Linked DNA regions of Homo sapiens: region 2 is linked to region 1. Evidence: chromatin loops called from intact Hi-C (ENCODE). Cell type or tissue: heart left ventricle. All regions are shown on one strand. Each heading gives the region's core, and the rest is flanking DNA. Links, peaks and the distances in the headings are about the cores only. Region 1 overlaps GINS3 (GINS complex subunit 3). Region 2 has its middle 44 kb from the start of GINS3.

Region 1 (16,698 bases), core at 1-8,000:
GAATCACTGCCATATAATATATCACAGTAGAGTTGCAACTGAGATTCCTTGTGTCTGGGAGTTTGGACAGCTTCAGATGTACAGTTTCACTAGCCACAAAGCACAGGTACAAACTGGGTCATCGCCTGTTCACAAAATGCTCTCTTGATCTTATTTGCCTCATCTTCCTCATGGTTGTACAGAGGATAGCACCCCACCATGCCAGCCTGACTTGGAGATATCTCCTGCTGCCTGCCTGCAGGGAGTTACCCCAGTTTCCAAAAACAGTCGCCCAGATAAAGGAGGAAAAGGGAAAGGCAGACGAATGGCATGGCTTTTACTAAAGAAAAGATGTTGGCCTCATACTCTATACTCAGGGCTTAATGAACTGGAATCTGCATAACTCAGCAGTCAACCCAGAAGGGAAATGGTTAAACTGAGCTTGTTATTGCCTCGGAGAGCCTAAGAGCACCCGCACACTTAATTCTACTCCCTGTCTAGAAAAGCTGTCAGGGAGTCGTTTGGAATTGCAATGTAGTTATTAAGGGCTGTTAACCAGCCTGCATTACATCTGGAAGTCAGGACTTGGGTGCTGACTATGAAGGGCCCTGTTTTCAAAATCTAACATTGCAAGTGTAAATGGGCAAGAAGCCTCCGTTGTGCTTTTTTTTTCCTCTTCAGTAACTTTTGCAACATTATTGCATAGAAGATCCCTGACCATTTACTAGGAACCTGGTTAAGCAAGCACTAATCTCTTTTCCTGGAGATCAAGGATGCAACCTCAGGTTGAGAAAGAAACAGGGTTCCCTGGGCCCATTAGACTGTTTGCAGGGCATCACTGCTTCCCCCTGACACCTCACAACTAGCAAAAATTGTCTTTGTCTTTGGAAATTATAGAGGGATTTGGGTATCCAGATTGTGCAGATGCAAACTTAGGCTGTCTTGATGCAAACTTAGAACCACAGAAATGCTTTTAAAATGCCTGTTTTAAGATGGAATTGTTGTTTTTATAATTTGATTTTAGTGCTAAATAAATGATTGGCTTTGTACATGAATATGTTCTGTACAAGTGCTCTTTCACTAGTACTACAGATAATCAAAGCTATCAGAATTGTGTCTTTGATCATATTTGACGGTAATACACAAATCCATGTTTTAGCAGCTGCTCTTTTGCTTGTGTGGTACACATAAATAGGAGGTACATTCTCTGTAGGAGGGTGCTGTGTCCTAGGAAGATGAGATTTCCATTACTACCGCAGCATTTATATATAGCCAGGGCCCGAGAAACCATTCATAGAGCGAGAAAAGCATATTATTTAACTTTTGGCATCATTCTTTTCACACATAGCTTTATATTTAAAGTCAACTCTAAGTCTGCTGCCATTTTTTCCTACTTCCTAAAAAAAAGAAATTCCTCAGGGGCCATGTGTCAGGAATATGTAGGTATTCATGTCCAAAACTTAGCCCCTATTTTACATTTTGAACAGATTATATTACATGTAGCTTTTGAACTCATTTTCAATTACAGATCTGCCTTCAAGCCTGTCGGACTTCCCCTCTCCCCAGCAGCCCTCCAGTTAGTCGTTTAGATTTTGATTTGGTCCCTTCAAGAGGTTAATTTTTCAAAAAACACAACAAATGGGCTCAAATACCAAATTGCTATCAAACTCCAGGGAGTAAAGCTGTGCCCTTTCCCCTGAAGCACTCTGTTCCCACATGACTGTGGCCTTACAGACAGAAGACCTCAGTATATATAGGTTTTTCCCAGGGACAGTGTGGGCTGCCAGGAGCAGTGGGGCAAGGCTCTGTCACTGTTGATTCCTCCTGCTGTTCGTGACCTCTGGATTTGGGTGGCTCTGGGCTGTCCATGCCTCTCCATCTCCACGCAGATGGCTCCCAAATTCCTATCTCCAGCTCAGATCGCTCCCTCCAACTCCAGACTTGTATCCAATCCCCTGCTTGATGTTTCTACGTCTCCACGGCCTGCTCCTCCTCTGATGTTTCCCATCTCCATTTTTTACAACTCCATCCTTCCCTATTGCTTAGAACAAAAACGCTATGTCCCCCCCTGACCTTCCTCCTCTCACGCTCCATATCTTTTGGGTCTGCCGTCAAATCATTTGCAGCATCCGGCCACCTCCCCATCACCTGTGGTGCTGTCACTCGGGCCAGGCCCCTACCGTTTCTTTCCTGGAGTTTTGGGATCACCCCCTAACTGCCTCCCTGCATTCACCCTCCACTCCATCTTCAGACTCTTCTCACCATAGCAGCCAGAGTGCTCTTGTTAAGAAGTATATCCAATCTTGTCGATTCTCTGCTCAAGACCCTCCCATCTCAGAGAAAAAGGATAGTCAGTTATCCCAGCACACTTTGTTAAAAACTAATCTTTGGGCCCGGTGCGGTGGCTCATGCCTGTAATCCCAGCACTTCGGGAGGTCGAGGCAGGTGGATAACTTGAGGTCAGAAGTTTGAGACCAGAAGGGCCAACAGTGAAACCTGTCTCTACTGGAAATACAAAAATTAACCAGGCATGATGGTGGGCGCCTGTAATCCCAGCTACTCGGGAGGCTGAGGCAGGAAATCACTTGAACCCAGGGGACAGAGGTTGCAGTGAGCTGAGATCACACCTCTGCACTCCAGCCTTGGTGACAGAGCAAGACTCTGTCTCAAAAAAAAAAAAAAAAAGTCATCTTTACCCTGCTAATCTGATGTTGAATTTCTTTATTGCTTGCATGGCAGAAATAATTTGTTTCTTATTTTAAATAAAAAGTCCACCTTCTCCCTAAGAATTCTGAGCATCTTACAGAGCTTCTCACTAACCTCTCAGCACCTCTGAACCCGAGGTTTCTGGAATACTGTGCCTGAACTAGTGAAACCGGCATGCAGAAGCACTGAGTGACTCAAGTTCAAACAGCAGTCAGTTCCACTCTGTGTCTGTCTGTTCTGTCCCCCTCCCATCCTTCAAGAAACCCCAAGAGAGCTTTTTTTTTTTTTTTTTGAGATGGAGTCGCTCTGTGGCCCAGGCTGGAGTGCAGTGGCGCGATCTCGGCTCACTGCAAGCTCCGCCTCACAGGTTCACGCCATTCTCCTGCCTCAGCCTCCCGAGTAGCTGGGACTACAGGCGCCCGCCACCCCACCCTGCTAATTTTTTGTATTTTTAGTGGAGACGGGGTTTCACCGTGTTAGCCAGGATGGTCCCGATCTCCTGACCTCGTGATCCACCCGCCTCGGCCTCCCAAAGTGCTGGGATTACAGGCGTGAGCCACCGCGCCCGGCCCCAAGAGAGCTTTTGTTCTTTATGCTCGAAACAATTGTGTCTACGTGAAAATGTAATATTTTAAACTGAGCTTGGCAAAAGAAAATAACTGCAGAGGCCATATATATATTTCTCAAACAGATATTTTTGTGTTCAGGAGAAAAATCTATAAAATGTAAGGTAGATGCTTAACTGTAAGAATTTTTTTTTTTTTTTTTTTTTTTTTTTTTTTTTTGAGACAGAGCTTGCTCTGTCACCAAGGCTGGAGTGCAGGGGCGCGATCCCAGCTCACTGCAACTTCTGCCTCCGGGTTCAAGCAGTTCTCCTGCTTCAGCCTCCTGAGTAGCTGGGATTACAGGTGTGTGCCACCACGTCCAGCTAATTTTTGTATTTTTAATAGAGACAAGGTTTCACCATGTTAGCCAGGATGGTCTCGATCTCCTGACCTCGTAATCCACCCGCCTCGGCCTCCCAAAGTGCTGGGATTACAGGCATGAGCCACCACACCAGGCCAACTGTAAGAACTAGTCTAAGAAATATAATTTAAACATTCCTTATCTAGTGAAGGCAGATTTTTAGGTCATTTTATTTTATTTTTGAGACAAGGTCTCACTTTGCCACCCAAGCTGGAGTGCAGTGGCCCAATCACAGCTCACTGCAGCCTTGACCTCCCAGGCTTAAACAATCCTCCCACCTCAGCCCCCCAAGTAACTGGGATTACAGGCATGTGCCACCATGCCTGGCTAATTTTTGTATTTTTTGTAGAGACGAGGTCTCAGTATGTAGTCCAGTCTGGTCTCAAACTCCTGAGCTCAATCAGTCCACCTGCCTTGTCGTCCCAGAGTGCTCGGATTACAGGCATGAGCCACTGTGCCTGGCCGATAAATTTTTAATATTGAGTACACATAGAAACAGTTGTTTGAAAGATAATTAAGTAAATGTTCTAAACCTAAGGAAAGGTATCTGAAAGCTGGAATTCTGTTGCTAAATCTGTGTGTGTGTGTGTGTGTGTGTGTGTGTGTGTGTGTGTGTGTGTGTTTTGCTAACTCTTGATATTATCCTTTTGAATGAGGAGGAGAAAATTTCTCATCCTTAATAGTAACAAATAAAATGTACAGTGAATCAAGGACAAGTCTGGAAAAATGTAGAGTCACTCTTTTCCTGAGAGCAAATGACTAATATAGGTGACAGGCCCAGCCTGCTTTTGTTTGAGCTCATTTTGTTTTTCTAGGCTTCTGCTTTTCTGCCTAGTTAATCAAAGGAGACACAGTGCAGCCAGACACAACTTGCTTGCCAAGCAACCTTACTTTAGTATAGCAGCATTCTCCTCCTGGGCTACGCTGTCCCGTTGCCAGCCTTGTGGTCTAGGGAAAGCTGCAAATGAGGACACACCCAGAAACAGAGGTCTCCTTTCTGTATCTGCTTTTTCAAGATCAAGTCAAATCAACAAAGTAAGCATGATTTCATTAAACTTTTTTTTTTTCTCGAGGCAGTGTCTCGCTCTGTCACCCAGGCTGGAGTTCAGTGGTGCAATCTCAGCTCACTTTGACCTCTAACTCCCAGGCTCAAGCGATTCTCCCACCTCAGCCTCTGGAGTAGCTGGAATTACAGGCATGCAGCACCACACTGGCTAATTTTTTTTTTTATTTTTTGTAGAGACAGGGTCTCGCTATGTTGCCCAGGTGGGTCTCAAACTCCTGAACTCAAGTGATCCATCCATCTTGGCCTCCCAAAGTGCTGGAATTACAGATATGAGCCACTGCACCCAGCCAAACTTTTTATTTTAGAAATAATTTTAGATTTATAGGGCAGTTGTAAAGGTAAGACAGAGAGTTCCCATATATCCTTCACCCAACTTTCCCTAACGTCCTACATAATCATGGTACATTTATCACCACTAAGAAGTTAACATTGCTACAACACTTTTAACTAAACCATGGGCTTTATGCAGATTTCAACAGATTTTCCATAAATGTCCTTTTCCTGTTTCAGAATCCAATCCAAAGTCCCACATTGCACTTAGAGGGCAATTATTTTTTAAAGCAAAACTGCATCAGACTCTTTGCTACGTTAATTCAGTAGCTCAGCTTATTGGAAAGGTGTCACTGCATTAAGGCAGGCGCACTGGGGCCAGTTGGAGCTTGCATAGGATGAAACTACTGGTAAGCTCATCAAGAAGAGAAAGAATATTTGCTTTTCTTTCTTTTTAATTTAATTTAATTTTTTATTTTTATTTATTTATTTGTTTGAGATGGAGTCTTGCTCTGTTGCCTAGGCTGGAGTGTAATGGCACAATCTCAGCTCACTGTAACCTCTGCCTCCCGGGTTCAAGCGATTCTCCTGCCTCAGACTCCTGAGTAGCTGGGATTACAGCTGTCTGCCACCATGCCTGGCTAATTTTAACATTATTAGTAGAGATGGGGTTTTGCCATCTTGGCCAGGCTGGTCTTGAACTCCTGACATCAGGTGATCCACCCGCTTCGGCCTCCCAAAATGCTGGGATTACAGGTATGAGGCACTGTGCCTGGTCGAATATTTGCCTTTCATTGAAATTTTTACTTTTCCCCTAGTACTTGCGACTGACGGGAAAAGGCCTCTGATTTTACTTAGAACTTTTAGCATTCTTTCTCTTTGACAGCAATAACTTGATTTTCTTCTCCTTTCTCTTCTGGCACTCTCTAGCTAATTTTCTCTGTGTCTAAATGAGTTTAAAACAAGCATGGCTTTCTACACCAACATGATTAAGTGTCAGCATAGCTCTGAAAATAGTGCCTGGGAACTGCCAGTGTTTCAGAATTCATAATGGTGCACATGGAATCAGCTCATCCTGCAAACATCTCCCACCCGTGGCTCAGGACAAAGAAAAAATCAGGCCGAGCGAGGTGGCTCCTGCCTATAATCCCAGCACTTTGGGAGGCTGCAGCAGGAGGCTAGCTTGAGCCTGGGTGTTTGAGACCAGCCTGGCCAACATGGTAAGACCTCGCCCCTGCAAAAAATAAAACATTAGCTGAGCGTGGTGGCTCATGCCTGTGGTCCCAGCTACTCAGGAGGCTAAGATGGGAGGACTGCTTGAGCCCAGGGAAATTGAGGCTACAGTGAGCAGTGAGAGCGCCACTGAACTCCAGCCTGAGTGAAGGGAGTAAGACCCTGTCTCAAAAAAACAAAAAGAAAAAGAAAAGAAAGAAAAGGAAAGAAGAAAGAAAAAAGAAAGAAGAAAGAAAAAGAGAAAGAAAAAGAAAGAAGGAAGGAAGAGAGAAAGAAAGAAAAAAGAAAAAGAGAAGAAAGAAAGAAAGAAAAGGAAGGAGGGAGGGAGGGAAAGAAGAAAAAGGAAGGAAGAGAGGAAGGAAGGAAGGGGGAGGAAGGAAGGGAGGAAGGGAGAGGAAGGGAGGAAGGGAGAGGAAGGGAGGAAGGAAGGGAGAAAGAAAAAAAGAAGAAAGAACCCAGAGTTTCAAGCCTTTACAGCGCTTTCTGCTCCTGTATCACCCTTGAGAGAGAAGTTTATTTCCAGGTTTAAAAAAAAAAAAAGTTTATTTGATTCTCACATGACTTGTATGTCTCCTTTTGTACAACAAAAATTCTTCCTTGAGGGCATTTTCTTTTCTTTGGACACAGGAAAGCAAACAGGTAGCTAAGGAGTATAGATTCAAGTGCAGCAAATGAGGCACATACAAGAAAGTGTCATTCATTGAAGGGAAAGTAGGCAGGCGCGGTGACTCACCTGTAATCCCAGCACTTTGGGAGGCTGAAGTGGGTGGATCACTTGATGTCAGTAGTTTGAGACCAACCTAGCCAACATGGTGAAACCCTGTGTCCACTAAAAATACAAATATTAGCCAGGCGTGGTGGCATGCGCCTGTAGTTCTAGCTACTTGGGAGTCTGGGTTACGAGAATTGTTTGAACCTGAAAGGCAGAGGTTGCAGTGAACAGAGATCACACCACTGCACTCCAGACTGGGCCGCAGAGTGAGGAAGAGTTAGTCTTCAAAAAAAAAAAAAAAAAAAAGAAGAAGAAGAAAGAAAAGAAGAAGAAGAAGAGGAGGAGGAAGAAGAACAAGAAGAAGAAAGAAAGAAGAAAGAAGAAGAGAAAGAGGAAGAAGAAGAAGAGAAAGTGTGCTTGGGATTTGTTTTGAGGCTTGTTAGACTGGAGGCAGACACTGGTATTAAAAGCCAGCATTACCAGTCATGGAGGAGAGAGATGTCAATGGTTGTTCCCAGAGAGTGGCCTTATCTTAATAGGACCGAGAGGACTTAGCACTCAGCTATCTCTTTGGTTCAGGAGCAGAACATTTTAAAAACTGTTTCAAAGGACACTTGTTTTCTAATTTAGCATTTCATGTTCACTCTGATTTCTTTATCTGAGATGCTAGGTAAACATGCAGTAATGTGCTGCTTTTTATTTATTTATTTATTTATTTATTTATTTACTTTTTTTTTTTTTTGAGGTGGAGTCTCACTCTGTTTCCCAGGCTGGAGTGCAGTGGCGCGATCTCGGTGCACTGCAACCTCCACATCCCAGGTTCAAGTGATTCTCCTGCCTCAGCCTCCTGAATAGGTGGGACCACAGGTGTGAGCCACCGTGCCGGCATGCTTCTTTTTAAATAGTTCAGCAGTCTAAGAAGTCTTTTCCCAGGTTTTGAGCCAGCTCAGACCTTGATCAACATTTCAGAGGATCCTACCACCTGAATTCCTAGATCATTTTAAAGATTTTTAGGGAGTGGGGATCCATATAACACATCATGTTTGTGTATGGCCAGGATTGAAAATCCAGTTCTCCAATGTTTAAGGCATTTTTTCAAAAGAAATCAATAAAAACTAAAACCTCACTCCATTTTCAAAGACTCTAATTTTCATAGACAAAGCAATCCTCCCACCTCAGCCTCCCGACTAGCTGGGACTACAGGTGCATGCCACCACGCCTGGCTTATTTTATTTATTTAGAGACAGGGTCTTGCTATATTACCCAGACTGGTCTTGAACCCCTGACCTCAAGGGATCCTCCTGCCTCAACCTCCAGGAGTCACTGGGATTACAGGCATGTGCCACCATGCCTGGCTAATTGAAAAAAAAAAAAAATTAAAGAACCTTTGTGATTTTAAAGGGTTCTTCTGCCACTTCAAATAGAAAAAAAAATAGAAGAACAATGTGTCACAGGTTGTTGTATACTTATCTGTGGAAAGAACAAAGTGTTCAGCTGCGTTAAATGGAGATGAAACTATTGCTTTGCTTAATTACAGCTCATGCATACCCACCTCCTCATGTCATCCACATGATGTGGCAAGGTCCCTCAGGGATTCACGTCTCAGAGCAAACCTCACAGGAAAGAGGTTACATCTTCAAGCCCCTGACAGTCATTCGCTGCAAAATCAAATAAACTGATACAAGGGTAGCCACATGGTGGAGGCTGTGGAGATGTTATCAAATCTCCCTAAACTGAGAGCGGCTACACAGCGGCTCAGAAATCATAGCCTAGAGTCGAAGGGGCCCAGAAGGATGAACTATTCCAGGGCTGTTAAAAATATGTATACTTTTTGGCCAGGCGTGGTGGCTTATGTAATCCCAGCACTTTGGGAGGCCAAGGCAGATGGATCACCTGAGGTCAGGAGTTCGAGACTAGCCTGGCCAACATGGTGAAACCCTGTCTCTACTAAAAACACAAAAATTAGCTGGGCGTGGTGGCTTGTGCCTGTAGTCCCAGCTACTTGGGAGGCTGAGGCATGAGAATTGCTTGAATCTGGCTGGCAGAGGTTGCAGTGAGCCGAGACTGCGCCATTGCACTCCAGCCTGGATGACAGAGTGAGACTCGGTCTTAAAATATATGTGTATATATATACACACAGACACACATACACACATACATATATACACACACACATATCTATACACACACACACATATATATATACACATATATATACTTTTTATTATTTTACATTTGATACATGCCAAGAATATATGTAACATATCTGTATGTTATGAAGTGGTGTAATACAATGAACACCCACCAACTTCCACTAATTTAAGTTGAGAACATGATCATTGCCTCCTGCATAGTTTCTCTGCTACCCTCTACCCCCAGAGTAATCATTATCCTGGATTTTATATTTATTACTTCCTTAGTTTTTATATCTAGTGAATATATTATTTTGGTGGTGTTTTGTTTTGTTTTGTTTTGTTTTGAAATGGAGTCTTGCTCTGTCACACAGACTGGAGTACAGTGGCATGATCTTGGCTCACTGCAACTCTGCCTCCTGGGTTCAAGTGATTCTCCTGCCTCAGCCTCCCGAGTAGCTGGGATTACAGGCGCACACCACCACGCCCAGCTAATTTTTGTATTTTTAGTAGAGATGGGGTTTCACCATGTTGGCCAGACTGGTCTTAAACTCCTAATCTCAGATGATCTACCTTCCTCGGCCTCCCGAAGTGCTGGGATTACAGGGATGTGCCACTGCACCTGGCCTGATTTTTTGTTTTTTGGTTTGTTTTTGAGACAGAGTTTCACTCTTGTTGCCCAGGCTGGAGTGCAATGGCGCAATCTCGGCCAATGCAATCTCTGCCTCCTGAGTTCAAGCGATTCTCCTGCCTCAGCCTCCCAAGTAGCTGAGATTACAGGTGTGCGTCACCACGCCTGGCTCATTTTTGTATTTTTAGGAGAGATGGGGTTTCACCATGTTGGCCGGGCTGGTCTCAAACTGACTTCAGGTGATCCACCCGCCTTGGCCTCCCAAAGTGCTGGGATTACGGGCGTGAGCCACCGTGCCAGGACTGGTTTGTTTTCAAACTTTGTAAAACTAAGTTCCTGTTGCATGCAGTCAGCTGCATCTTGCTTCTTTCACTCAATTTTAATTTTCAATCATGTCATCGCAGCTCATTTTTACTGCTGTATATTATTCTATTGTGGGAACATGCCACAACTTCTATAAGTGTTCTCTTATCAGCAGACATTTGGTCCATTTCCAAGCTTTTTTTCTATTACAAACATTGTCACTGTGCGGATTCTTACACAGCATGCATTCCTCTGGGATGAACGCCCAAGTGAAAGTGCTGGCTTATAGGGTCTGCCAGTGCTCTACTTCACAAGCTTCCGCCAAATCACATGACTTTATTCACCCATCAACAGTGTATAAGAGTTTCCATTATTAGAATTCTTTTTTTTTTTTCCAATTTAATGGGTATTAAAAAATATCTCACTGTGGCCGAGCACAGTGGCTCACACCTATAATCTCACTACTTTAAGAAGCCAGTGGGAGGATTGCTTGAGACCGGTCTGGGAAATATAGCAAGACCCCCATCTTTACTTTAAAAAAAAAAAAAGCCAGGCATGGTGGGATGCACCTGTGGTCCCAGCTACATGGGAAGCTGAGGCAGAGGGACTGCTTGAGTATAGAAGCTCAGGGCTACAGTGAGCCTTGATCATACCACTGCACTGCAGCCCGGGTGACAGAATGAGACTCTATCACAAAAGAATTTTTATATATAAATTTATATATATAAATGTTATTCTGATTTGCGTTTTTCTGAGTACTAATGAGTTGCACATTTTAAAATATATTCATTGGCCATTTATGCTTCCTCTTTTGTGAAATGCCTGTTTACATGTTTTGCCCATTGTTCTACTGGATTGTTTATCTTCTTTTTACTGATTTATAGGTGATCTTTTTTTTTTTTGGAGACAGAGTCTTGCTCTGTCACCCAGGCTGGAGTGCAGTGGCGCCATCTCAGCTCACTGCAACCTATGCCTTCAGGGTTCTAGCGATTCTCCTGCCTCAGCCTCCTGAGTAGCTGGGATTACAGGTGCCTGCCACAACGCCCAGCTAATTTTTGTATTTTTAGTAGAGACAGGATTTCACTATGTTGGCCAGGCTGGTCACAAACTCCTGACCTCAGGTGATCCACCCACCTCGGCCTGCCAAAGTGCTGGGGTTACAGGCATGAACCACCGCGCCTGGCCAGTATAGGTGTTCTTTATACTAATCCTTTGTCAGTTATCTGTGTTGCAAAATTCTCCCATTCTGTAGCTTGTCTTTTAATTTTCTTTGTAGTATCTTTTTTTATTTTTCCTTAGAAACAAGGTCTCCCTGTGTCACCCAGGCTGGAGTGCAGTTGTGGGATCATAGCTCATTGCAGCCTTGAACTCCTAGGCTCAAGCAGTCCTCCCACCTCAGCCTCCCGACTAGCTGGGACTATAGGTACATGCCACCACACCTGACTTCTTTTACTTATTTAGAGACAGAATCTTGCTGTATTTCCCAGGCTAGTCTTGAACTCCTTGCCTCAAGTGATCCTCCTGCCTCAGCCTCCTGAATCACTGGGATTACAGGCATGCAACACCACACCTGGCTAAATTTTTTTTCTTTTTTTTTCTGTATTTTTTTTATTATTATATTTTAAGTTCTAGGGTACATGTGCATAACGTGCAGGTTTGTTATATATGTATACATGTGCCATGTTGGTGTGCTGCACCCATTAACTCGTCATTTACATTAGGAATATCTCCTAATGCTTTCCCTCCCCCCTCCCCCCACCCAACAACAGGCCCTGGTTTTAAAATATATTCATTGGCCATTTATGCTTCCTCTTTTGTGAAATGCCTGTTTACGTGTTTTACCCATTGTTCTACTGGATTGTTTATCTTTTTACTGATTTACAGGTGTTCTTTTTTTTTTTTTTTTTTTTTTTTTTGTGGAGACAGAGTCTCACTCTGTCACCCAGACTGGAGTGCAGTGGCGCCATCTCAGCTCACTGCAACCTACACCTTCCAGGTTCTAGCCATTCTCCTGCCTCAGCCTCCTGAGTAGCTGGGATTACAGGTGCCTGCCACAATGCCCAGCTAATTTTATATGTATTATCTCATTTAATTTCCACAAAAACCCTAAGAGATGAATTATTGTTATCCCCCTTTTACAGATAAAGAAATAGACTCAGTGAGGTTAAGTGTGTGCCGAAGGTCACACAGCAACCAGTGCTGGGCCCAGGGCTGGAAACCAGGTCAGGCTGATCCTGAGATCCGACTCTTCTCTGCTCTGCTGCACTGTGCGATGAGCAACAGAGCAGGCCAGGGCAGCCTCTTCCCACCGCACTATCAGGTGTCTCTCGCTTCAGTCCTGGTCCTCCCAACACCGTTTCTATAGGACTTGCCATCCCCTCTTCCCACCGCACTATCAGGCGTCTCTCGCTTCAGTCCCGGTCCTCCCAACACCGTTTCTATAGGACTCGCCATCCCCTCTTCCAACCGCACTATCAGGCGTCTCTCGCTTCAGTCCTGGTCCTCCCAACGCCATTTCTATAGGACTCGCTATCCCTTCTAAGTGTCTCCTTTGGCAAAATTGGCCCAACCTATGCCTATGTCATATCACCATTATCTGCAGTAAAAACAGGACTCCTCCTTCTGTTTCAAAAGACTGCTCATGTCATTGACAACCCGTGCTCATTCTCGAGATTGCAAGCTGCTATTTTTGAAAAGTTATTTTGCATGACATTTTGCCTCAGGGGCCCTTGGTCTGTTTAATCTGGGTATCTCAGTTGGCAGAACACTGTGTGGCTCTCCGGATTGATTACATGTGTCTAATCTGCAGCTCTGGCTGTTGCAAAAACTCCCTTGCCTCCTTCTCTCTGCCTCACCCCCAACTGCCTTGCTCAAAACAGGTGATGGGTGGCTCATGGTTGGTCCGGAGGAAGGGGGAATCCGAGAAAGCAGAGGCTACACAGTTCAAACAGTCCCCTGCAGGGCAGGCTTGGCTGTTTTCTGGCTTCTTCTGCTGGGAATTTCACTGACAGCAGAAATTAATCCCACTTATTCACTCATTCATTCGCCCCTCCAGTGAGGGTCTGAAGTCAGGAGTGGAATGGTCATCCCTCACTGCCCTGTGGAGTTTACACTGTAAAGGGCAAGGCGGACTATAAACGGGATTACAATAAGATCTGTGAGGTGAATTAAAGGGCATGTGTAAATAAAGACAGAGTCTCGCTCTGTCACTCAGGCTTGAGTGCAGTGGCACAACCCTAGCTCACTGCAGCTTTGAACTCCTGGGCTCAAGCGATCTCCACGCCTCAACCTCCCAAGTAGCTAGTACTACAAGTGTGTGCCACCACATCTGGCTAATTTTTCTTGTTCTTAATTTTTATAGAGACGGAGTTCTCACTATGTTGCCCAGGCTGGTCTAGAACTCCTGGCTTCAAGCAATCATCCCACCTCAGCCTCCCAAAGATTGGGATTACAGGTGTGAGCCACTTTGCCCGGCTTTCAGGGACCTTCTTTAGTGAGTCCAAAGAGGGGCTCTCTGAGGAAAGATGCAGAGCTGGCTGGGTGAAGAGCCCAGAGGAGGTCATCATTCCAAGCAGTGAGAGGAGGTGAGAAGTGTGTGGCTTGGTTGGCCTGCTTTAAGAAACAAAAGCAGGCCTGGGTGGCAGAGGTGTGGATGAGAGTGACAGGAGATGAGGGAGTGGGGAGGAGGCAGAGAGCAGATCTTTTGAGGCATGAATATGATAGAGCTGGCCGTAGGGGTGGAGCTGACAGTCAGGGAGTGGGAGGACATTATTAGATCATCACAAGTGTGAGCCCAGGACGGGCCATACACATTGCCTTGAGAGCCTTTGGCAGGGCCACCTTCCAAGTCAGGCTGTGTGTGACTGGAGGGCCTCCGGGGAAGGTAACTTTTAAGCAAAAGTCCATAACAGGAACTGGCTGCAGTGACTCATGCCTGTAATCCCCCTGCACTTTGGGAGGCCAAGATGGATCACTTGAGGTCAGGAATTCGAGACCAGCCTTGCCAACATGGCAAACCCCGTCTCCACTAAAAATACAAAAAATAGCCAGGCATGGTGGTGTGGCCTGTAGTCCCAGCTACTCAGAAGGCTGAGGCAGGAGACTCACTTAAACCCGGGAGGTGGAGTTTGCAGCGAGCCCAGATCATGCCACTGCACTCCAGCCTGGGTGACAGACCAAGACTCCGTCTCAAAAAAAATAAATAAATAAACCCACCACAGTGGTTCTCAAAGGTGTGGTCCCCAGGCCAGCTGCATCAGCACCACCTGTGAATTTGCTAGAACTACAGATTCCAGCGCCCACCCCAGACCTACTGAGTCCTCCAGAGCACAGAGCACGGAGCCTAACACGTGCTGAATTCATGGCCTCCGAATTGCAAGCTGTCAAGTTCCAGAGTGTGCTGACGTGTTAAGATGCACAGAGTCGTGTCATGGGGACACACCCTAGCCAGCAGGTTGTGCCCACCCCGGCGTGGAATGAGGACAGAGCCCAGCTTGGGTGGGTTTAGCTGATTTTAAGGTGCCAGGGTAGAAACAGAAATGCGTCTGCACAGCTGTGCTGGGTGAAATTTCACACTTGGCAAGGTGTGAACAGAATTAACATTTGCTGGAACAGGTTGGAAGCCTTTAGACTGTGAGTTACAAAATCAGGCAAAGAAAGAAAAAAAAAGGAAGGGGGAAAATTAGGTGATCTTCAACCTCATTAACTCAAGCCCAGCTGCAGAGGATGTTACCAAATTATCCACTAAGAAAACCCACCTGGGGCTGAGAATAAGCCTGAGACTTCAGGCCCCAGGGGTCCTTTTGAAAAGAAAGTTCTCCGCCTGAGAACAGTTGCTCTCACGAAAGCGCCTCCTCCACAGCCCCTGCAGAGCATCAGGCCTCGACACTTTAATTGCTCCGATAGAAACAAGCTAATGGGGTTTTAATAAAAATAGAACCCAAATAGGCGTTGATCCCCTATTTTTTGCAACCAGAGGCACTGCCACAGTTTCAGTGCCATCGGTGCTAGCTAGGGGGGTCTCCATGCCATGAGACCCTGGTGAGAATTAAATAAGGAAAACAAGCTTATGGATTCGATATTTTGAGAGCTTCAACAAAAACCAGAACTCTGTCAACAACAGCCTGGTTTATCCTAGGTCCAGGGAAAAACAGGTCAAGACACATGCCCCAAATCACTAAAGGCAATAAAAGCTTGGTAGGGGTAGGGGTGCCCGCGGTCCTGCTCCCCAGCACTGGAGTGAGCAGGACACTGGCTGCCCCTCAAGATAATTTGAATCTTCAAAAAGTAAGTAAGATGTCCGTTTTTTTGGCCAGGTGTGGTGGCTCACGCCTGTAATCCCAGCACTTTGGGAGATGGAGGAGGGTGGATCACCTGAGGTCAGGAGTTCAAGACCAGCCTGGCCAACATGGCATAATCCTATCTCTACTAAAAATACAAAAATCAGGTGGGCATGGTGGCTCACACCTGTAATCTCAACTACTCAGGAGGCTGAGGCATGAGAATGGCTTGAACCCAGGAGGCAGAGGTTGCAGTGAGCCGAGATTGCGCCACTGCACTCCAGCCTGGGCGACAGAGCAAGACGCTGTCTCAAAAAAAAGTCCGTTTTTAGTGCATCTGTAGTTTCAGGTAGGATCATTTAGTAATTAGGGGTCCAGGCTCTGGGCTGGGAGCCCCCAAGTTCAAACCCCAGCTTTGCCATTTTGGAGCCACGTGACGTGGGAGTACGGTGCTTAGCTCAGTGCCCCACTTTCCTCATCTGTAAAACGGGAACCATGATTATACTCACCTGGTAGGATTTTGAGGTGCACTAAATGGGTTCTATGTAAAATGCTTAAAGCAGTGTCCTGCACGTGGTAAGCCCTTGAGTAATGCTGGCTAGTGGGGGAGATCGGGAATAAACAAGTAACAATGAGGATTTCAGACAGGGATAGAACCATGAAGAAGACAAGCAGGCTGAGGTGGTAAATAATGGGGGCAAGAGGGGTGGCTGCACTGTAAGAAGGGCCCTCTGGGTAGTCTGTGGAGCCACCGGACACACAGAGGCCTGGAGCATCCAGGCAGGGGAGCCAGGAAGCCAAATCTTTAAATGGGGAACAGTGTAGGCATTCCAGGCTGGAGAAGGATGGTGATATAGTTTGACGATGTCTCCACCCAAGTCTCATCTTGAATTGTAGTTCCCATAATCCCCACGTGTGGTGGGAGGGGCCCCGTGGGAAGTAATTTAATCATGGGGGCGGTTTTCACCGTGCTGTTCTCGTGATAGTGAGTGAGTTCTCACAGATCTGATAGTTTTATAAGGGGCTTTCCCCCTTTTGCTTGGCACTTCTCTTTCCTGCTGCCATGTGAAGAAGGATGTATTTGCTTCTCCTTCTGCCATGATCGTAAGTTTCCTGAGGCCTCCCCAGCCATGTTGAACTGTGAGTCAATTAAACTGCTTTCCTTTATAAATTACCTAGTCTCGGGTATGTCCTTATAGCGGTGTGAGAACAGACTAATACAGATGGCCTTGGGAAACCAGGACACCCCCCTTGGGAGGCTTCTGTGATAAAGGAGGTGAGAGATGAAGGTGCCTGGGGCCAGAGGGAGAACTGTGGGGATGTCAAGAAGTGAAGGGAGCCAAGAGGATGTGGTGACGACAGGATTCCAGATGACTTGCAGGCTTGTGGCTTCAGAGCTGGGATGAGAAAGCCCCGGGAGA
Region 2 (16,698 bases), core at 2,985-10,984, 62 kb before region 1:
TCTAGCCCTGACAACAGGTGGTCAAGGCCACAATGGATAATTTTGGTATTGGAAAGGACAGAGCTCGGATGGTCCAGTTCCCTCAGTTTGCAGAAGCGGGGGTTGGTGAGTTGCCTGTGCCACCTTTGGTAGCACAGCTGTGGCTAGAGGCAGCTGATCTGGTATTTAGTTAGGAGTTTTTCCCATTGCATCCCAAGGGATCAAGATTGGAGGGACCATGCACATCGGAAATTGCCTTGGAACTTCTTATGACCAAGTCCCCAGAGAGTTCTTTTTTTGGCTGCTCACAGAACTTACTTCCTGTGATCTGAAAGCCAAAAGAATTTTGAGATTTTAGAATATTCTGTTGTTTTCATGGCCCTACTCTGTTTAATAAAAGAGCTTTTCAACCTCCCAGCTTGATTCAGTTTTTGAAAATGTAGAATTTAGGCCAGGCGCAGTGGCTCACGCCTGTAATCCCAGCACTTTAGGAGGCCGAGGCAGGCGGATCACCTGCGGTCAGGAGTTCAAGACTGGCCTGGCCAACATGGTGAAACCTTGTCTCTACTAAAAATACAAAAATTAGCTGAGTGTGGTGGCATGTGCCTGTAATCTCAGCTACTCAAGAGGTTGAGGCAGGAGAATCGCTTGAACCTAGGGGACAGAGGTTGCAGTAAGCCAAGATCGTACCGCTGCACTCCAGCCTGGGTGACAGAGCAAGACTCTGTCTCAGAAAAAAAAAAAAAAAAAAGAATGAAAAGAAAAAGAAAATGTAGAATTTAAGTTAGACATTGTTTCAAACTCAGAAGGCTCTTCCTCTCTTCTTCTCAAAACCTCCCCATTTTTCCAGCCCCAGTTAAATGTTTCCCCCACAACATCCCTACGAGATCTCCCTCAATTAACCCAAGTAAGGTGACTGTCTTCCTTCCACACAGTGCTGGAACTTCTCTCATTCAAAATCTTTCTTCCTCTCTCTCATATTAAAAATGGTATTAAAGGCTGGGCACGGTGGCTCACGCCTGTAATCCCAGCACTTTGGGAGGCCGAGGCAGGTGGATCACGAGGTCAGGAGATCAAGACCATCCTGGCTAACACGGTGAAACCCCATCTCTACTAAAAATGCAAAAAATTAGCCGGGCGTGGTGGTGGGCGCCTGTAGTCCCAGCTACTCAGGAGGCTGAGGCAGGAGAATGGTGTGAACCCGGGAGGCGGAGCTTGCAGTGAGCCGAGATCGCGCCACTGCATTCCAGCCTGGGCGACAGACAGACTCATCTCAAAAAAAAAAAAAAAATTGTATTAAAACTACCTTTCCCAGCCCACAGCCCAAATCCACTCGTTTCTTCAGTCGATATATGAGTGTCTTTCCCCCTCATGCATGTATCATTGACGTCTCTATCTTTGCCGTTCTGATACGTAAAAAAATTAATGCTATTTTTTTCTTTCAGTAAGAGTTTATCAGCCTTTTTTTTTTCAGTCAGACATCATAAGCCATTTTTGCTTCTTTTTCTGGGGCTGCTTATTCTTGCACTTTGTCCATTTTTCTATTGATTTGTTGACCTTATTAATTAACAGGAACTGGTTATGTATTAAATAAATTCTTTAAAATAGATCATGCCATTTAAAAAAATTTATTTATTTATTTAATTTTTGAGACAGGGTCTCACCCTGTCACCCAGGCTGGGGTGCAGTGGTGCAATCACGGCTCACTGCAACCTCCACCTCCTGGACTCAAGCGATCCTCCCACCTCAGCCTCCTGAATAGCTGGGGCTACAGGCTTGCACCACCATACCCAGCTAACTTTTCTTATTTTTCATAGAGATGGGGTTTTGCCATGTTGCCCAGGCTATTCTGAGACTTCTGGACTCAGGCGATCTGCCTACCCTGGCCCCCGAAAGTTCTGGGATTACAGGCGTGAGCCACTGTGCCCAGCCTAAAAAAAATATTTAATTAACGCCAAGTAAAGGGGCTCATCCCTATAATCTCAGAAGTTTGAGACCCTGTCTCTAAAATAAAAATGAAAAAATTTTAAAAATTAGCCGAGTGCATTAGCATGCACCTGTAGTCAAAGATACTCAGGAGGCTGGGGTGGGAGGATTGCTTGAGCCCAGGGGTTTGAGGCTGCAATGAGCTCAAACTCACTGCAGTGAGTATGGCTACCAGCCTGGGTGACAGAGTGAGACCCTGTCTCTAAATATATATAAATACATAGTTTATACCATAAATCTGTGATATAAGTTTTTCCCGTGCATATGTTTTAACCTTTCTATAGTAAAATTTATCAGTCTTTTTCTTTAAGGCTCCTCGATTTTCAATCTAGCTTGGAAAAATATTCCTGACTTCAAGATTTTAAAAACACTCTTTTTTTCTAACATTTTTTCAAGTACTTTTAATGGTTTTACGGTATTGAAATTTTTGCTCCATTTGGAACATATTTGGGTGTGAAGAGTACACTGGAATTCAACATAAAAATTTTCCAACCCACTTATTAAATAATCTACCTTTTCCCTACTGATTTGAAATGCCATGTTATCAAAAAACAAATCATCTTTTGGGTTTTTGTGAGCCCTCTAGTCTGTCCCATTGATTTTCGTGGCCACTCAGGTGCCAGTGTTTAGCTCTCTTTATTACTTCTTGGCTTTCTTATGGTATTTGTTACTTTCTGCACTACATGATATAAATTCACAGCAATGTCAAAATTTGTCATAATTCTCAATTTTAGGTCCTTTTCACCCCAGACAGCACCCCCCCTTCATTCCCCCTGCCCTGTCCCCATGGAACTTTTTTTCTTTTTCTTTCTTTTCTTTCTTTCTTTTTTTTTTTTTTTTTGAGACACTCTCACTCTGATGCCCAGACTGGAGTGCAGTGTTGTGATCTTGGCTCACTGCAACCTCCACCTCCCGGATTCAAGCGATTCTCATGCCTCAGCCTCCAGAGTAGATGGGATTACAGGCACCCGCCCTCACAACTGGCTAATTTTTGTGTTTTTGGTAGAGACAGGGTTTCCCCATGATGGCCAGGCTGGTCTCGAACTCCTGGCCTCAAGTGATCCACCTGCTTCGGCCTCCTAAAGTGCTGGGATTATAGGCGTAAGCCATCGGCCCCAGCCTTCTCTTCTCTCTTAAACTTATTCTCTCTAACACTCATATGAAGCCTAGTGTCATGCAGTCTTTTCTGGTTACTCACTTTTTTATATACATATCTTATTTTCCCACCAAGATTGTCTCTCCCGGAAGGCTAAGCTAATCTTTCATGTACCTACACCATCCACAGCAGTATCTGGTACACTGCTAGGCAAATAGAGAAATTCTGAGGATGCTGTTAAAAAGCATTGTCTCAAAATTGATAAGAATTAACACGATAAGTATTAACTTCTAAAATAAATTAAGTAACATTTATTTTAGAAGTTGTCTCTCTCAAAAATCAGTCCTTTTTCAACAACCAGACAATTTTTTTTATTTGCAAATTTTGTTCAAGGTTATTTTACATTTTTAAATTTATTTCATTTTTAGTTGTAAAATTTACATGACATGAAATTTACCATTTTAACCATCTTAAGTGTATAGTTCAGTAGCATTAAGCACATTCACAGAATTGGGCAGTCATCACCACCATCCATCTCCAGAACTTTTTAATCTTGCAAAACTGAAATTCTGCATTTATTAAACACTAACTCCTCATTCCCACTCTCCCCAGCCCTCCTGGCAGCCACCATCCTACTTTTTGTCTCTGTGAATTTGACTACTCTAGGTACCTTATATTAGTGGAATCATACACTATTTGCCTTTTTGTGATTGGCTTATTTCACTTACCATAACATCCTGAAGGTTTATCCACGTTGTAGTATGTGTCAGAATTTCCTTCTATTTTAAGGCTGAATAATGTTCCATTGTGCTTATAAACCACATTCGGTTTATCCATTCATTCAACTAGGGTCGTGTCTACCTTTCGGCTATTTGTGATTACTACAGCTATGAACATTGGTTTACAAATGTCTGTTCCAGTCCCAATCTGTTTCAGCTCTTTTGGGTATATACCCGGAAGTGGAATTGCTGGGTCATATGGTAAATCTATGTTTAATTTTTTGAGGAACTGCCATCTTGTTTTCCACAGCAGCTGCATCATTTCACACTCCCACCAGCAGCCCACAAAGCTTCCAATTTCTCCACATCCTCATCAACACTTATATTCTGTGTTGGGTTTTTGCTTGTTTGTCTGTTTACTTTTCTTTCTATAATAGACCTCCTAATGGGTATGAGGTGGTATCTCATTGTGGTTTTGATTTGCATTCCCCTAATGGTTAATGACACCAAGCATCTTTTCATGTGCTAAACGGGTATGTGTCTATGTCTTCTTTAGAGAAATATTGATTCAAGTCCTTTGTCCATTTTTAAATCTGGTTACTTGGTTTTTTTGTGGTTGAGTTACAGTGGTTTTTAAAAAATGTTCTGGATATTAGCATCTTTTAAGATATATGATTTGCAGACATTTTCTCCCATTTCATTAATTTCCTTTTCACTCAGTTGATAGCATCCTTTGATGCACAAAAGTTTTAAATTTTTATTTTAGCCCAATTTACCTGTTTCTTCTTTGTTGCCTGTGCTGTTGGTATCACACCCAAGAAGACCCTGACAGTCTGACAGTGTGATGCGGTCCCTTAAAATGAGCTGTCACCCTAAAATATTAGAAATTCTAATAAGAGAGCCTGGGCCAGCCAGTTATATAGGTTTTTCCAGAAAGTACAAGTTGTTCCAGAAAATGTGAAAGTGTGTGTCCCAACTCTCCTGGTCAATAGATTTGGCTTACAGGATCCGTGTAACATGTTTTCGTTACTGAGTGCAACTCTGTCCTTCTCAGAATATCTTGTCAGAGCAGAAGGGGGCAGATGAGGTCCTACAGACACAATTAATAACACAAAAATGTTGGGCAAGGTCATCTTGGAAAAGGTTGTTACTCTTGGAATTTTAATAGGCCCAACTGTATTATAAATTGTATCTGAAAGACACAACAACTATGTAGAGTACAATTTACTCTTCAAAATACAATGGAGGATTGAGTGAACATGCAACTGTAACCACAGGACAGGAAGGGAGGCCTGAAATATGCTCTGATGGCAACTCTGTGCTTATCTTGGTATCAGAATGATCACATGCTTTAGGCCGGGCAGGCGCGGTGGCTCACGCCTGTAATCCCAGCACTTTGGGAAGCCAAGGTGGGCTGATCACTTGAGGTCAGGATTTCAATACCAGCCTGGCCAACGTGGTGAAACCCCGTCTCTACTCAAAATACAAAAGTTAGCCAGGTGTGGTGGCGTGCACCTGTAGTCCCAGCTACTTAGGAGACTGAGGCACGAGAATCGCTTGAACCCGGGCACGAGAATCCCTTGAACCGGGAGGTGGAGGTTGCAGTGAGCCGGGATCACGCCACTGCACTCCAGCCTGGGTGACAGAGTGAGACTCCATCTAAAAAAAAAAACCAAAAAACAAACAAACAAACAAAGAATGCTTATAAGCTTCAAGTTCGATATCCAGAACATTCTGCTTAACCCCTAGGGTATTTATTTTTGTCACCTGTTTCTGGTATTCATAAGGTATCTTTGTCTACTGTATATGATTTAAAGAAGTTTCTCTTATATTTTCCCCAAATTTGAAAGCAGCAACTTTCCGTTCTGTGGACCTGTGTGAAAATGTCAAGTTCACACGAATATGAGACTTAAAATACAGATACATTCTCAAGTCATCAAAAATATGTAAAGGGTCAAAACTACATTTTTAAATTATATTCTGATTTGGAGTTTTCAAACCTTCAAAAATCACAAGTCATTTTTTTAAAAAGTCCTGAGCCTTTACACTAAAATGTAATTTGACCTTTTTCAAACATGAATTTTACTATATATAGAACAGAGATTCATAAAGAAATTTATGTGCGTTATACCTAGTGATTCATATTAATGGCGAGTTTTGAGAAAAGAGTAGTAACATTAATAATATTTCGGAGTCAGGTTAGAGATCAAGATTACAATAATTTTTTTCCTTTTTTTGATGTTGCAGCCTGTCCAAATCAAAACAAATATATTTTCCACCTATAGATGGCAATATTTGTACAATGAGTTTATCTTAATTAAAGGAAGATTATTAGAAATAATCTTGATGTAAAGATCTTCAAAGCTTTTTATAATGGAAAACTTCCAGCATACCCAAAGGTAGACAGAGTAGTATAATGAACCACCATGCTCCCACGATCCACGTTAACAGTTACCATGGCCAGTCTTGTTTCATTAACCTACATCCCCTTCCCCTCCATCTGGATTAATTTGAAGCAAATCCCAGACTACTGCAAAATTAAAATAGAAAAATAAAGTTATGATACCACCTGCAAAACACCTTCAAGGAATTCTGTTGGTACCCATAGAATCCTAAAAATAAATAAATGGCCAAATAAGAAACAAACAAAAGCAACCCTGCTGCAATGAAGATAAAAAACACTGAATGCCGGCTGGGCGCAATGAAGATAAGAAACACTGAATGCCGGCTGGACATGGTGGCTCAGGCCTGTAATCCTAGCACTTTGGGAGGCCGAGACGGGCGGATCACGAGGTCAGGAGATGGAAACCATCCTGGCTAACCCAGTGAACCCCGTCTCTACTAAAAATACAAAAAAAATTAGCCAGGCGCAGTGGCTGGCACCTGTAGTCCCAGCTGCTCGGGAGGCTGAGGCAGGAGAATGGCGTGAACCCAGGAGGCGGAGCTTGCAGTGAGCCGAGATCGCGCCACTGCACTCCAGCCTGGGCGACAGAGCGAGACTCCGTCTCAAACAAACAAACGAACAAACAAAACACCGAATGCCATAACATTTTATGATAAAACTTTATGTCTATCACACACTGTAAGAAGGTTTGTATAAGTACAATGTATACAGGTAAAATAAAAAGGTAATACTTTAACTTTTTAAAAGCAATTACTAGGCCTGTCGCGGTGGGCAAGCCTGTAAACCCAACACTGGAAAGTTGAGGTGGGAGGATCACTTGAGGTCAGGAGTTCAAGATCAGCCTGGCCAACTTGGCAAAACCCCGTCTCTACTAAAAATACAAAAATAAAAGCAATTACTAACTTACAGAAATAACAAAACACCAAATGACAGAATATGTGACATGCACATCCTTCTTTGGGGTTTTAAAAGAAATGACAAGGTCCAATTATAAATTTAAAAATTAATAATAAAAATTTTTAAGTGAGAAGACCAAGTTAGAAGCCCCTGCAGAGTGAGTGATTAGATATAGAAAGGAAATCCAAGGAAGCAAGGAGAATGGAAAATTACTGACTTGTTAGAACAAAGCAGTGACAGCTGCTGGCTCTAAAATTAGGAACGGAGACAAGGAATTTTCAGAGCACCACCAAACAAATCACAAAGGCACAATTCACCCAGCACCTTTCAGAAAGATTTTTAACTCCTAAAAGAATACAAGGCAAGCGACCGCCAGGTTGATCATTCAGGGGCTGTGTGCTTCCCTAAACCTTGCTGCTTACTGAGTCCAGGGTCGTTTCTCTACAGAGGGCTGCCCTTGAATGACAGCTCGGATGAAAACCAAGGGCAGACAGGATGCACCTCTTTAAAGTCTTTTATGTTTTCTATGCTTTTCTGAGATTTTGCTGATTTCACAGACAGTCTAGAAGTCTAGCACACACTACTTACATTTTCATCATACTCTTTGAGCTTTTCCAATCCTAACTCTGGGAATAAATTGATTACCCATAGACCTTTAGTTGCCCAGGTACCACACCTTCAGGCACCTGGGTGGCAGATTCTTTAACGCATCTGAAGAAGAAACTTAGCCAATTATACTTTTAAAAATCCCTATGTGATAATCTGTAAACACAGCAGTCGTGCCCTCAGGATGAACAAAGGGCAACTTCAACAGCCCAAGATCTGGCTTCTGTTTGGGCCTCTGTCCTGGAGTGACTGAGGACCTCAGACAGGACACTCAGGCCTTTAGTGTCCTCTCCTAAGAGGGGGTAGCCGTACTTGCCCTAAGTCACAGGGAGACCAAGGAAACAAAACATCATAAAAACACTCTGAGGCTGGGCATGGTAGCTCATGCTGTAATCCAAGCACTTTGGGAGAACAAGGAGGCAGGAGGGCTGGAGCCCAGGAGTTCGAGACCAGCCTGGGCAACATAAGGAGACTCTGTCTCTAACAAAAAATTTAAAAATTAGCTGGGCATGATGGCACGTGCCTGTGGTCCCAGCTACTCAGGAGGCTGAGGTGGGAGGATCACTTGAGCCTGGGAGGTGGAGTGAACCATGATCACACCATTGCATTTCAGCCTCGGTGCCAGAAGGAGACCCTGTCTCAAGAAAAAAAGGACTGATTGGTTAACATCAGGTCACTTCTGGTTACTTTTTTGGAAGGATTGAAGCAGAGGAAACCTTCTTATCGTTCTAACTCAGATAGACTGGAATCCCATGTTTTCAGGGGAAACTGGTCTGTTTGGAATCTCCCTGCTTCCTTAATGTTTCAGTTTAATTATTGGCATTTAGCATGAGTGATTCCATTTTGGTTTGGTCTTGTCTGTTGGGGTCATGGTGTAGGAGCTCAGCCCAAAACAGTGGCCTCCCAGGATTTTTGTTTAACAATACAGAGAAGTTAACTACATCACTAGGTATCTAACTTAAACTCAGGGATTCATTTAGTTGCTAACTAGCTTATTAGATTCCGTGACTTCTCTTGATTACTTCTAAATTAGACTGTTAAATAACATCTAACATGCCTAGTTTCACCTCCTCTTCTGGGAAATCAGGGAAATACTAGTACTTGGAATTTTGAAGATTTCTATTGCAAGACGTTGGCTACCAAGTAGAGAGAATTATCTGGGCACTATATATTTTGGATTAATTTTTACATGGTGGTACTAATATGGAGATATTTGCTGCAAAGAGATAAATTTGTGGATTATATTCATCTTCCAGACCACTTGAGAGAGGAGAGTTTCAATCTTGCATGATAACTAAAAGAAGGAATTCTAACCAAAAAGTTCTCTCCAAAAAAACCAGAATACTGGTACAATTTGTGGTTCTATCACAAAATGCCACAAATTTAAAGTAAGATGTAGGAAAAGGTTATAAAACTTTCACCTAAGCTGAAGTCTTGGAATCACTAAACAGGGAAAAGGACCGTTCAGAAATCTTTTTGTTGTTTGTAGACTGAAGCAGTTAGAACCTCCCTAGGTCTCTTTTCGGGACAAGCAGACGCTTTTCAGTTTCATTATGTTCCCTATGATTCCTTGATTGGAAAATCGTGGTCAGTGTGAAGCAGAGAAACATCACTACTGTGTAGATCAGGATTTCTCAACTGTGATACTCTGGACGTTTTCACTGGGTAATTCCTTGCTGAAGAGGACTGCTGAGTGTGCAGCAAGATGTTCAGCAGCACCGTCCCCCAGTTATGATGGCCAAAAATGTCTCCAAACATTACCAGGTGTCCCCTGGGGGCAAACTGTCCTCACTGAAGGACAGCTAGTGTACAGATTCAGCCACTGAAGCAGAACTGTAATCACGTTGAAACTGAGCTGGTTACATCCACATAGGACTCAGGATACCATCTGGTACAGTCATTATGAAGATTAATGAAGAGGCTGTCTACCATGGCTCATTTGGGAAATTCCAAAAAGTACAATAGGACTGATCATCCTACAGCAGTTAAATAATCAGACTATAATATAATCAGAGAATTTATAAACTGTAAGCAAGCAATTTCAGTTCAGTAGAGTTTCTTAAAATCATTCTTTTAGTGTAAATGAGAACTACAAAACTATGGATTTTGTATGATTGCACTCATAGGAGGTACTCAGAATAGTCAAATTCATACAGACAAAAAGTAGAATGGTGGTTACTAGGGACTGAGGGGAAGGGAAATGGGAAGATGTTTAATGGGTACACAGTTTCCATTCTGCAAGCTGAAAAGCGTCCTGGAGATTGTTTACACAGCAACCTGAAACAATCAGAACTTAGCACTACTGAGTTATACATCTAGAATGATTAAGGTATTAATTTTATGTTACAAATTGATTTTTCCACTTTTGTTTTTTTTTTTTTTTTTTGGTGGAAGGAGTGGAGTGAAGGGAGTGGAGGGAGTGAACATTCTCCACACGTTTGAACATCCTCATTAGCTCCAAGTTGACAAACCCAGAGAAGTGCTCTGATTGGCCTGGCCTTGGACTGGTCCATGCCTGGACTAATGAAAGGTGAATAGGATGGGGCTATCATTATTTTCCCAGGATGTAGGAGAGAAGAAAGAGCAGATACCCATTCCCGATCCAATTTAACTCTAGCCAGGAGTCTGGAGTCTGCAATTGCCAGCTCCCATTCAAACCACATTGCTGGTGTGGACAGAGAAGCATGTTTCATGCAAAAATCAGTTCTAAATGGACTACAGTGTTAAATGTAAGACCAGGAACTGCTAGAAGAAACTACTAGAAGAACTTCTTCATGATATTGAACTGGGCGAGGCTTTTTAAAAAAATAAAACCTCAAAAGCACAGGCAACCAAAACAGACAAATGAGATTACCTCAAACTAAAAAGCTTCTGCACAGCAAAGAAAACCATAAAATGAAGAGACAACCTACAGATTGGGAGAAAGTACTTGCAAACTATACATCTGACAAGGGGTTCATATCCAGAATATATAAGGAACTCAAAGCAAAAATCCCCAAATAATGTGATTTTTAAAATGGACAAAAGACCTGAATAGACATTTCTCCAAAAAGACATACAAATGGTCAACAGGTATATGAAAAAATGCTCAACATCACTAATCATCAGAGAAGTGCAAATCAAAACCATGGTGAAATATCAATTCATCCCAGTTAAATGGCTGTTATAAAAAAGACAAAAAATAGCAAATGCTGGCGAGGATGCAGAGAAAAGGGAATGCTTATACACCATTGGTCGGAATGTAGATTAGTATGGCCGTTATGGAAAAAAGTATGGAGGTTCCTCAAAAAAATTAAAAATAGAACTACCGTATGATCCAGCAATCCCATTACTGGGAATTTATCCAAAGGAAAGGAAATCAGTGCAATGAAGAGACATCTGCACCCCCATGTTTATTGCAGAACTATTCACAATGACCGTGATATGGAATCAACCTGGGTGTACATCAAGAGATGAATGGATAAAATAAATGTGCTAGATATACACAATGGAATACTATTCAGCCACAAAACAGAAGGAAATCCTGTCATTTGCAGCAATATAAATTAACCCGGAGGACATTATGTTAACTGAAATAAGCCAGGCACAAAAAGACAGACACTGCATGATCTCACTCATATGTGGAATCTTAAATAGTTGATTTAATAGAAGTAGAGAGTAGAATAGTGCTTACCAGAGGCTGGAGAGAGTAGAGAGAAGGAGGGGTACCCAAAGAAGTTGGTCAGTGGGTACAAAATCACAGTTAGACAGGAAGAATAAGTTCTGGTGTTCTCTTACACAGTAGGGTGACTACAGCAAAAAACAATGTAGTGTATATTTCAAGATAGCTAAAAGATAATATTTTGAATGTTGTCATCACAAAGAAATGATAAATGTTGAAAGTGATGGATATGGCAATTAGCCTGATTTGATCATTGTGCAAATGTACACATGCACAGAAACATCAAATGATACCCCATAAATATATACAATTATGCATCAATTATAAATAAACCATTAATTTTCAAGAAAGAGGAGGGAGAAAGAGGTTCAGGGCAGACAAAACAATGACTTAATCATACAATACCAACCACCATAAACATAATCTAGTCGTTTTCTGTCCTCCTTGCCTCCTGTATCACTGTCACCAAGTTGAAATGAGCTGGCTACATACACACAGGGGTTGGGATACCATCTGGTACCGCCCCGAAGATTACCGAAGAGTTGCAGTCTTCTGCAAAGGGAAACATATGATTTATAAAAACTAAGCCTGTATTGAATAAGAGCCTGCATTGCATAACCTGGGAAGAGGCTGTGGTTGACTCAGTTAGCTTTATTCATTGCCTTATCAATTAAGGCATTAGACATTAGGATGCCATGAACAGAGCCCCACCACCATGAGCTTTGGAAACTGAGTTCACAGCCCAGCTCCACCACCTTGCAGGCCATTTCACGCCTGGGCACCTCCAAGTGCCTGAGAAAATTTTAACCCAGGTGGCAAAGTAGAGCCCCTGTGTTAGGCAGGCTTTGGAGGACCGAAGACGATTTATTGGGGTTTAATGGGAAGGCTTATCATGAAGCCTTATGAAGCTTAACATAAAGGCTTATCATGAAGCCTTATGAAGCTTATCAGGTGATTTATTAGGGGTTTATCATGAAGGCATCTGCAACAGAAAGATCAGATACACCCAGCCAGGTCCTGCCTACCAGACTGCACAGAAACGGCCACAGCTGGGCCTGATGGAGACCCATGTAGTAGTAAGAGTGAAGCCTGGCTCTGAGAACAGAATATTTTGCCTCCCTCTTCCCTCCCCCTGCCCTTGTTTGGGTCAGTCCCCACCACTTTCCCATCCAACCTCCTTCTCCACTCTGCACCTTTCTCTACCTCATTGCTTCTGTTTATTCATGGCAATCTGTGCCTGATGGGCTCCTGCCATGCATCTTTCTATCTTCTGCTTTTGCCACTAACCCTGTCTCCCCTTGTATTTTTGAGTTAAAATTCTCTGCAGAGAATCTAATATGCCCAGCTAATCACCATCAACCCTGATTGGGTGGAACGGTTTCAGTGGGGCCTTTCACAGCCTGCTGATTCTTCAGGGGTGGGATGATCTGGCGTCAGCTCTCATCCCTGGTTGGGGCATCAGTGGTCCAGGAGTGGAGTTTCATGGCGTGGAAAGTGACTGATCCCTCTGCACAGGACTAGGGCAGAGCTGTTTTCGAGGAGAGGAGCACCGAGATTATGACAGGTACCATCTTGACCTAGTTCAATGCCCACCTGTACAGTAGGCATTCAGCATGTGTTTCCTCTTATCTTTTTTATTTTATTTCATTTTATTTTGTTTATTTTTGAGATGCAGTTTTGCACCTGTTGCCCAGGCTGGAGTACGGTGGCAGGGTCTCAGTTCACTGCAACCTCCACCCCCAGGTTCAAGCAATTCTCCTGCCTTAGCCTTCTGAGTAGCTAGGATTACAAATTTCCTTGTCCTAATAGGCCTGGGAGCGCTACCGGAGACCGGGGCTTATTTCATCCCTTATCTTCAACCGTAAAAGACGGACAGTCCCAGAGTGGCCATTTCAGAGACCTACCCCCTGGGAACGCATTGTCTTTCTCAGGGCTGTTCCTTGCTGAGAAAAAGAATTCAGTGATATTTCTCCTATTTGCTTTTGAAAGAAGAGAAATATGGCTCCATTCTGCGTGGCTCTCAGGAAGCCAGACCTAATGGTTATCTTCCTTTTTCCCTGAACACTGCTGTTATCCTGTTCTTTTCTCAAGGTGCCCAGATTTCATATTGTTTAAACAATTTGTGCAGTTAACGCAATCATCACAGGGTCCTGAGGCGACATACATCCTCAGCTTATGAAGATGACAGGATTAAGAGATTAAAGTAAAGACAGGCAGAGGAAATGACAAGAGTATTGATTGGGGAAGTGATAAATGTCCATGAAATCTTCACAATTTATGTTCAGAGACTGCAGTAAAGACAGGCATAAGAAATTATAAAAGTATTAATTTGGGGAACTAATAAATGTTCATGAAATCTTCACAATTTACATTCTTCTGCCATACTTCAGCCAGTCCCTCCGTTCAGGGTCCCTGACTTCCCACAACAGTAACCATCATTCTACTCTCTGCCTCCATGAGATGAATTTTTTAGCACCCACATATGAGTGAGAACACGCAATATCTGTCTTTCTGTGCCTGGCTTATTTCACTTAGCATAACAACCTCCAGTTTCATCCATGCTGCTGCAAATGGCTGAACAGTATTCTTGTGTGTGTGTGTGTGTGTGTGTGTGTGTGTGTGTGTGCATGTATGTATCACATTTTGTCTATCCATTCATCCACTGATGAACTCTGAGGTTGATTCCATATCTTGGCTATTGTCAATAGTGCTGCAATAAACATGAGGGTGCAGGTATCCCTTTGATATACTGATTTCCTTTCCTTTGGGTAAATGCCCAGTAGTGGGATTGCTGGATTTTATGGTAGTTCGATTTTTTGTTTCTTAAGAAGTTTTCATAGTGTCTTCTGTAATGGCTGTACTAATTTACATTCCTATGAACAGTGTATAAGAGTTCCCTTTCCTCTGCATTCTCACCAGCATTTGCTATTTTTCGTCTTCTTGATAATAGCCATTCTAACTGGGGTGAGCTGTTATCTCATCGTGGTTTTGATTTGCATTTCTCTGATTATTAGTGATGTGGAGCATTTTTGCATAGATATGTTGGCCATTCATATGTCTTCTTTTGAGAAATGTCTATTTGAAATGTCTTTGTCCAGTTTTTAATGGGATTATTTTGTTTTGTTTTTGTTTTTATTGTTGATTGTTTGAGTTCCTTCTATATTCTGGATATTAGTTCCTTGTTGGATGAATATTTTGCAAACATTTTCTCCCATTCTACAGGTTGTCTCTTCACTCTGTTGATTGTTTTCTTTGCTGTGCAGAAGCTTTTTAGTTTAATATAGTCCTATTTGTCTATTTTTGATTTTGTTGCCTGTCCTTTTGAAGTCTTTGCCGTAAAACCTTTGTCTAGGCTCTAGACCAATGTTCTAATGCATTTTCTGTATGTTTTCTTCTTGTGGTTTTATAGTTTTGAGTCTTATGTTTAAGTTTTTAATCCCTTCTTAGTTGATTTTTATATCTAGTGAGAGACAGGGATCTAGTTTCATTCTTGTGCATATAGATATCCAGTTTTCCCAGCATTCCCCATGTATTAAAGAGACTGTGCTTTCCCCAGTGTATGTTCTTGACACCTTTGTTGAAAATCAGTTGTCTGTAAATAGGTGGGTTTATTTCTGGGTATTCTATTGTGTTCCTTTGGGCTATGTGTCTGCTTTTATTCCAATATTAGGCTGTTTTGTTTACTATAGCTTTGTGCTATATTTTGAAGTCAGGTAGTGTGATGCCTCCAGCTTTGTTCTTTTTACTCAGGATTGCTTTGAATATTCAAGGTCAAGTTCTTTTGTGGTTCCAGAAAAATTTACAATTTTCTTTCTATATCTGTGAAGAATGTTATTGGTATTTTATAGGGATTGCATTGAATCTATAGATTGCTTTGTGTAGTATAGTTATTTTAATAATATAAATTCTTCTTATTCATGGGCATGTGATGTCTTTCCATTTGTTTGTGTTCTCTTCAATTTCTTTCATCAGTGTTTTGTAGTTGTCATTGTAGGGGTCTTTCACCTCCTTGGTTAAATTTATTCCTAGGTATTTTATTTACTTTTCTGTAGCTATTGTAGATGGGGGATAGCTTCTCAATTTCTTTTTCAGCTAGTTCATTATTGGTGTTAAGAAATGCTGCTGATTTTTTTTTTTTTTTTTGAGACGGAATCTCACTCTGTCGCCCAGTCTGGAGTGCAATGGTACAATCTTGGCTCACTGCAACCTCCACCTCCTGGGTTCAAGCAATTCTTCCGCCTCAGCCTCTTGAGTAGCTGGGATTATAGGCACCCACCATCATGCCTGGCTAATTTTTGTATTTTTGTAGAGACAGAGTTTCATCATGTTGGCCAGGCTGGTCTTGAACTCCTGACCTCAGGTGATCCACCCGCCTTGGCCTCCCAAAGTGCTGGGATTACAGGCATGAGCCACCATGCGCAGCCAGAAATGCTACTGATTGTTATAAGTTGATTTTGTATCCTGCAACTTTACTAAATTTGTTTATCAATTCTGAGTTTTTTGATGGGTTTTTCTATATATAAGAGTACTTTCTGCAAAGAAGGACATTTTGACTTCCTTTTTTCCAAATGGATGCACTTCATTCTTTCTCTTGCCTGATTGCTCTGGCAAGGACTTCCAGTGCCATGTTGAATAATATGGTGGAACTGGGCATCCTTGTCTTGTTCCAGTTCATAGAGAAAGGCTGTCAGCTTTTCTCCTTTCAGTAGGATGTTAGGTACGGGTTTATCATATGTGGCCTTCATTATGTTGAAGTATGTTTCTTTTATGCCTAATTTGTTAAGAGTTTTCATCATGAGGGGATGTTGAATTTTATCAAATGCATTCTCTGCATCTAGTGAGATGATCATATGGTTTTTGTCCTTCGTTCTGTTGACATGGTATATCATATTTATTGATTGGCACATGTTAAACCATTCTTGCATCCCTGAATAAATATGACTTGATCACTATACTATCTTTTTGATGTGCTGTTGGACTCAGTTTGCTAGTATTTCGTTGAGGATTTTTGCATCTGTATTCATCAGAGATAGTGGCTTGTAGTTTTCTTATTTTGTTGTGTCCGTACCTGGTTTTGGTATCAGGGTAATGCTGGCCTTATAGAATGAGTCAGGAATAATTTCCTCCCATTCAATTTTTAAAAATTGTTTGAAAAGTATTAGTATTAGTTCTCTATAAGTTTGGTAGTATTCAGCAGTAGAGCAATCTTGTCCTGTGCTTTGCTTTGTTTAGGAGACTTTTCATTATTGATTCGATCTCATTTCTCATTATTGGTCTGTTCAGGTTTTCTACTTCTTCCTTATTCAATCTTGGTAAGTTGTATGTGTCCAGGAATTTATCCACTTCCTCC

The links. Peaks named below come from ENCODE experiments on the same cell type or tissue, not always from the same donor. Only the 100,000 strongest peaks of a DNase experiment are listed, where the experiment ranks them.
Region 2: it touches region 1 in a loop (2.6-fold over the local background); 15 of 110 quality-filtered maps call a loop at or near these places.

The regions. Positions count from the first base shown.
Region 1 is chr16:58,405,005-58,421,702 of GRCh38, forward strand. GINS3 (GINS complex subunit 3) reads left to right here. Exons shown (of 3, transcript NM_022770.4): 3 at 1-1,143. It overlaps LINC02137 (long intergenic non-protein coding RNA 2137), which reads left to right and starts at 16,322. Exons shown (of 4, transcript NR_187253.1): 1 at 16,322-16,417. RefSeq lists an enhancer at 12,864-12,973. In heart left ventricle, for the core only: no CTCF peak of the experiment used is centred there; a DNase peak (open chromatin) is centred at 4,585; H3K27ac peaks cover 4,170 bases.
Region 2 is chr16:58,339,678-58,356,375 of GRCh38, forward strand. No RefSeq gene overlaps it. Among named protein-coding and RNA genes, the nearest start is that of GINS3, 44 kb to the right of the region's middle. In heart left ventricle, for the core only: a CTCF peak has its summit at 6,066; no DNase peak of the experiment used is centred there; H3K27ac peaks cover 1,390 bases.